Linked DNA regions of Mus musculus: region 1 is linked to region 2. The links are chromatin contacts, found by Hi-C or POLR2A ChIA-PET in ENCODE. All regions are on one chromosome and are shown on one strand. The core of a region is the stretch at or near the end of the contact, and the rest is flanking DNA. Distances in the headings are between cores, read along the strand shown. Region 1 holds the start of Dhx32 (DEAH (Asp-Glu-Ala-His) box polypeptide 32). Region 2 overlaps Dhx32 (DEAH (Asp-Glu-Ala-His) box polypeptide 32).

Evidence for each region. Hi-C counts contacts between places; a loop is a spot of excess contacts on that map. ChIA-PET counts read pairs that join two places held with the same protein, here RNA polymerase II (POLR2A).
Region 1: a map of heart shows a loop between it and region 2 (2.7-fold over the local background). The contact joins the promoter of Dhx32 here to the enhancer-like site in region 2. A Hi-C loop is called at or near these places in 8 of 37 maps with a recorded cell type or tissue (adrenal gland, gastrocnemius, heart and 2 more). POLR2A ChIA-PET finds 5 or more read pairs at or near these places in 2 of 5 experiments (both embryonic stem cell).

The regions. Positions count from the first base shown.
Region 1 is chr7:133,775,336-133,778,059 of GRCm38, forward strand. Dhx32 (DEAH (Asp-Glu-Ala-His) box polypeptide 32) reads right to left here and starts at 1,468. Exons shown (of 12, transcript NM_133941.2): 1 at 1,267-1,468. Fank1 (fibronectin type 3 and ankyrin repeat domains 1) reads left to right here and starts at 1,556. Exons shown (of 11, transcript NM_025850.2): 1 at 1,556-1,635. The coding sequence starts at 1,623.
Region 2 is chr7:133,729,263-133,731,962 of GRCm38, forward strand. All of the region lies in intron 7 of Dhx32 (DEAH (Asp-Glu-Ala-His) box polypeptide 32), which reads right to left. Among named protein-coding and RNA genes, the nearest start is that of Bccip, 21 kb to the left of the region's middle. Within about 2 kb of position 1,414, at least 1 of the 3 ENCODE cell types and tissues checked has a DNase peak (open chromatin) inside an H3K27ac peak, as active enhancers do; it is heart, where a contact is called at or near this core.

The DNA of each region.
Region 1 (2,724 bases), core at 218-2,717, 46 kb after region 2:
GCCACGCGGTAGAAATCTCTCTACTGGCAAAGATGAGTAATCACTTATATGACCCCAATAGAGCTGGCTGGGCCTTCCATTTTTCTCTAGTCCTGTCTATGGCAGCAGTAGGGGTTGATGGAAGGCCTTTAATGTCCAGCGCTGACCGGTAAATCAATCCTACAATTTCCTCTGTTTCTCCGCACTTCCTCATCCCTTTCTTATCTCTTCTCCATTTTTCTTCCTTCCTCTGCTTCCCCCTCTTCTCTCCTTAACCCATGACACTCTCTGAGGTGGTTTGAAAATTCTACACCATACCAGATAAAAATTCCTAGTGGGTTTTTCCCCCCTTCACACCTTTCTTAAAGGAAAACCTGGATCCTGGTCTTTGAAACCAGTATCCTACACAATTTGGCTGACTCAGTGACCCCCCTCTCCCCCCAAAAAAAATCAACAGGAAAAATGAGTATTGTAACACAAACACAAACACACACACACACACACACACACACACACACCAAACTAAACCAATTTCCAAGATCCCACAAGGGGCCCACAGCCTGAAATATGATAGGTGACAGTGGGGATGATAGACAGAGCAGGACTAGGGGAGGAACTGCCCGTAGTCTCAGTAGACAGCCTTGGCCTACTATAGAGGCAGGAGCAGCTTTCACACCCTCACCTAGGCAAACGGATTCGAACACCCCTCTCTGAAACATGTGGTGCAAAGAACGAGTCCTCCAGGAGGAGCTGAGAGCACCCATACTCGGAGTCTTAGGGTCATCCTAGCCTTGACCTGGGACAACATCCCGGTATAGGGTACCCACCCTGGAAAAGAGCTGCCACGCGCAAAGGCCGAGTCCGGACCATGACTTGGGGCAACATCCTGAAGCAATAGCCCTTCACTCTGGAGAATGGGTACTGGCAGGCAAAAGCTGGGTCCTCCAGCAGGAACAGGGTCTATCTCGACTCTCACCCGGGCATCTCCGGGTTCATCCGGACCCTGACCTGGACGGACGCCAGATGCAGGGGTAACCCTGACTCTAGCTTGGGGTTACGGCGGTGCAAAGACCGAGTCATCCGGCTGGAGCAGGGTTTGTTCTGACTCTCACTGGGGCGTCTCAGGTCATCCTAGACTTAACCCACCAGGGTCCAGAAGATCTCAGGCCGGAGCTCCGGTTCTCCTTCCGGAGCTGGGGGCGCCCTCGCCCTCAGCTGTGCCTGGTCGGGCGGGGCCGCAACAGGTGCGCGGCCTCCCTGCTTCCCCGCCGCCTGCCCTGCCGTTACCTGCAGCGGCGGCCGCCGAGGCCTCCCAGAGCCTGGGCGGGAGCTTCCCGAGCCCGGCCGACGTTCGCGTGGTCCCTAGAGGAGCTGACAGAGCGTTCCCGAGCTCGGGGCGCGGCTCTGCTGAAGCCGCCGCGCTCCCGGGTCGCGACCCCCCTGCGCCACTCCCGCCCGTGCGCTGCTCTGCGTTTCCACGTCACTTTTTGGTCCCTCCCTCTCGCCGTCCGCCGGGCCCCGCCCGCCCGCTCGCCTGCCCATCCCCGGTTGTCAGGGCAACCCGAGCGACGCCAGACGAAGACAGGCGTTAGGAGGGCGGCGCCGCCAGGGCTGGGCCCGAGGGCCCCCGGGAGCAGCTGACCATGGAGCCCCACAGTAAGCGGCGGGCTAGGGCCTGGGGTGCGAGCAGAGACCGAGCTAGCCGGGCCAGGTCTCGAACCCTCGGCTAAATGATCCACAGATTCCACAGAGCACGGCTGATGCCCTCACTAGCAATGGGCTTACGAATGGTTAATAGTGCTTCCAGTGTCTTAGTGAACCTCCATGGAGCCTGGGCCTTGAATTTATGTGTTCTTGCCTCTCTTCGATCTTATCCCTAAAGTCTGTGGTATATATAATTCATGTGCTTCCGCCCAGCATAAGATACATAACAAAAGTTTCTCATTCCTGTTTGTCTTAAATTTTCCGTTCTTTGTTATTGACTATTCGTGCGGATGCATGTGTTTGTGCACACGTGTGCAGGTGTCACACAGGTGCACATGCAAGTGTGCCACATTTGTGTGGAACCCAGAGGGGACATTCTGGTGTCTTTTCTTGCCATCCACCTTGGTTTTAAATTTTTATTTTATTTTATTTAATGTGTACAGATGTTTTGCCTGCATGTATATGTCTCTGCACCACTCATGTGCCTTGTGCCTCTACAGAGACCAGAAGAGAGAACCCAATCCCCTTGAACTATAATAAAAGCAGGCTGTGAGTAGGCTTGTGGGTGCTGGGTCCTTTGGAAGAGCAGTCAGTGTTCATGATATTTGAACCACATCTTCAGGCTCCCACCTTGGTTTTCAAGACAGGGTGTCCCACTGACCTAGAGCTCTAGTGAACTAGGCTAGGCAAACCGGCTAGCAGAACCCCAGAGGTGATCCTGTCTCCAGCTCTCTAGGGCTGAATCTACAAATCACACCACCACACTTGATATTTTATGGAGGTTCTGGGCATCAAACTTGGCTCTTTTACTTTCTGCAAGCATTGTTTGCGCGAAGTCATCTCATTAGCCCTGGTTTTTGTTTTGTTTTTAAAAATACTCTTAAGTTTGAGTTTGTCTCCTGCAGCCCAGGCTGACCTTGAGTTTAGGGCAAACTTCGTGACCTAGCCTCCTGAACCAGTGGCTCAGAATCTTCATGGCTCCACATTCTGAAAGTGCTGGGGCTACAGTGCTGTTTTTCATTTTGTTTTGATTGAAACAGA
Region 2 (2,700 bases), core at 164-2,663:
AAGCCTGACAGCCTGAACGACACTCTGGAATCCACATGGTGGAAGAAAAGAAGGGACTCCTGCAAGTTGTATTCTGAACTTCTCAGATAAATGTAATAAAAATAGATAAACAACAACAAGATTCTAGCTATGGTCTTTGCGGGTGCAGTGGTAGAACAACTGCTTAGCTTTGGGCTGTCGGAGGTAGCATGCAGCATGCGTCCTGCCTGCAGAGAGGAGTCTCTGTCCAAAGCTCCTGATGCAGCTCTGACGACTGAGCCAAGCTAGCAGGTGGCTTTCTCTCACTCCCTAGTACAGACTGTGGCACTTTGGACCAATCTGTGTTTTCAATCCATCACAGACTTGCAGACATCCTCACAAATGCCTCTGGGAGTGTGGCTGTGATGACAGAAGCGCCAGGTTCACTAACTCAGGAGCCTTCTAGTGAAAAGTGTGCACCTGAGCCCTGATGGGGCCACTGCAGAGCTGGATTCCCCTTCTAATTGGCCTCTGCAAGGAGGAGTCTGGCCCCGCCTGCACAGTGTGTTCTCTTCAGTACCCTGTCTTTTTGCATACACCAAGCTACAAGTCCTAGTGGGTACAGTTCATTTTTCTCTTCCTTCTCTCCTTCCTTCTTTCTTTTCTTCCTTTCTCCCTCCCTCCTCCCTTTCTTCCTTCCTCCCTCCCCACCTGCTTCTGGTTTCAGACCTGGCCTCCAGTTTCTCCTAGTATCCCTCAGACCCTGCCCCAACCTTGAACTTTCCAGCCCAGGGGCTAGGCTGCCCTTCCCCAAAGGCTCTTCCCTATATAATCCAGATATTTTGACCCCTCTACTTCTTTTCTGTCTCTGCAGCCACCCCACCCCTTTCTCTCTTTCTTCCCCTTCCCTCTCCCCATGGTGACTCCCCGGCCTCAGTCCTTGGGACCCCATGAACTCCCCGAGAGCCACTTCCCAATAAACCTGCCTTTAATATATTCTAATCTGGCTTGAATTGGCTCATTTCACTGGCAGAGAAATAACCTATCCTGATTGATCTTGAACTTCCAATTCTCCTGCCTCCAGTTCCATTCTGTAAGCTCTGTGGTTATAGACACGTATCACCATGCCTGACTCTCATTTTTCTTTTCAAATCTCAGAAATCCTGGTCATCTCAACTCAAAACCAGTTTTATCTGCAACAAGTTAAAACAAATTCTGAATCAGAGCAAAGAGATGACATTCGGCAGAGGCAGGGGCATTTTGCCTGGTTTCTCTTCAAATCCCTGTCCAGGTACCTTTGCCTTCCAAGGACAATAACAGTCTCAGCCATCTGTTTCTGCTGAGGCACTCGGTTAGTCCTGGTCTTCCTGACCCAGATCAACAGTGGCTGTGACACTTATGTGGAGGTCATTCCTCATGCAGCCAAGGAAAAGGGAAAAACAAAACAAATAAATAAAACAACCCCCCTGGATTTCATGTTTCTGCAGAGCGCCATGCTGAGGGAACTCACTTAGCTGCCGAGAGCCTCGTCATGCCAAGGCTACTGCCACACGGTCCACAGAGCCTGAGAGCCAAGGTCACTGCCACACAGTTCACAGAGCCTGAGAGCCAAGGCCACTGCCACACGGTTCACAGAGCCTGAGAGCCAGAGCTCGCTGTGCTCGGACATTTCAATTATATGTTGGCCACAAGCTTCTTCTATGTTTTTTTTTTTTGGTTTGGTTGGTTTTTTTGTTTCCAAAATGATGAGTCAGAGTTCATCCACAATGATATTTCCCCAAGCACAGCAGAAAACAGCTGCTGGCATTATCAGGAGCCAAAAATAAATGGTGACTCTGACCCCTTTGTTCCCAGTTATCAGTTTGAAACCTCACGAGGTAAGCAGCAAACAGGAGCCACACAGAGAGCAGGGAGCCCACAGGCCAGCCAAAGGCTTCCTTTCAGGTATCTCTGATGTTTGATTTCTTCAGAACCCTCTTGCAGGCCTACTCTTACTTCCCCCTTCACATCTAGTCCATCAAACATCCCCTGTCCTGAGCAGAAAGATGCTGAGGGCACCAAGGCAGAGTAGTAGGCTGGATGGCAGCGTTAGCGGGTGACACGCACTTGGCTAACACTGTAGCATGCAGTCTCTAAGGCCCATCCTGACCATGAAAAGTCTAGCCTGGAATGTGTCTCAGTAGTGGAACACTCTCATAGGCTGCTCGGGCTCTGGGTTCAACCCCTAACAACAAAATGTAAAAGCAACAAAAACAGTGAAAACCCTTCTGCAGAGGAGGCTTCTGGAAAGATCACTGTAGCAGATCCGTCGGTGGCAAACACCGACCCATGTGAAGTTCAGGGACCATCATGCAGCAAGGAGGAAGTGGATGGGATTCCCACCCGAGATGTCATCCTCGGGGCCAGGACGAGGTGAAGGGAGCATGCACACAGGCCCGGGTCACACAGCCCCCATCTCAAACACTCCTACCTCCTACTTATCTGTCTTGCTAAATACAGCAAAGGACAGAGACATTACAGGCAGATTGTCATTTACTTCCAGGGTAGGCATCATGGAAAAGTTTAACCACTGGCCAAAAGTGTGGGGAAATTTAAGTTACTTCTACGTAAATGGAAGCAAAAACTAAGGTATTGATTAGACAGCTGCCAATACTTTTAAGTTAGAGCCCTTCATTCAGTGATCTAAACATTTGCTTGCTTTTTAGAAGTTAAGCTCCAAGTCACAGAAGAAAGCAGGTGAGA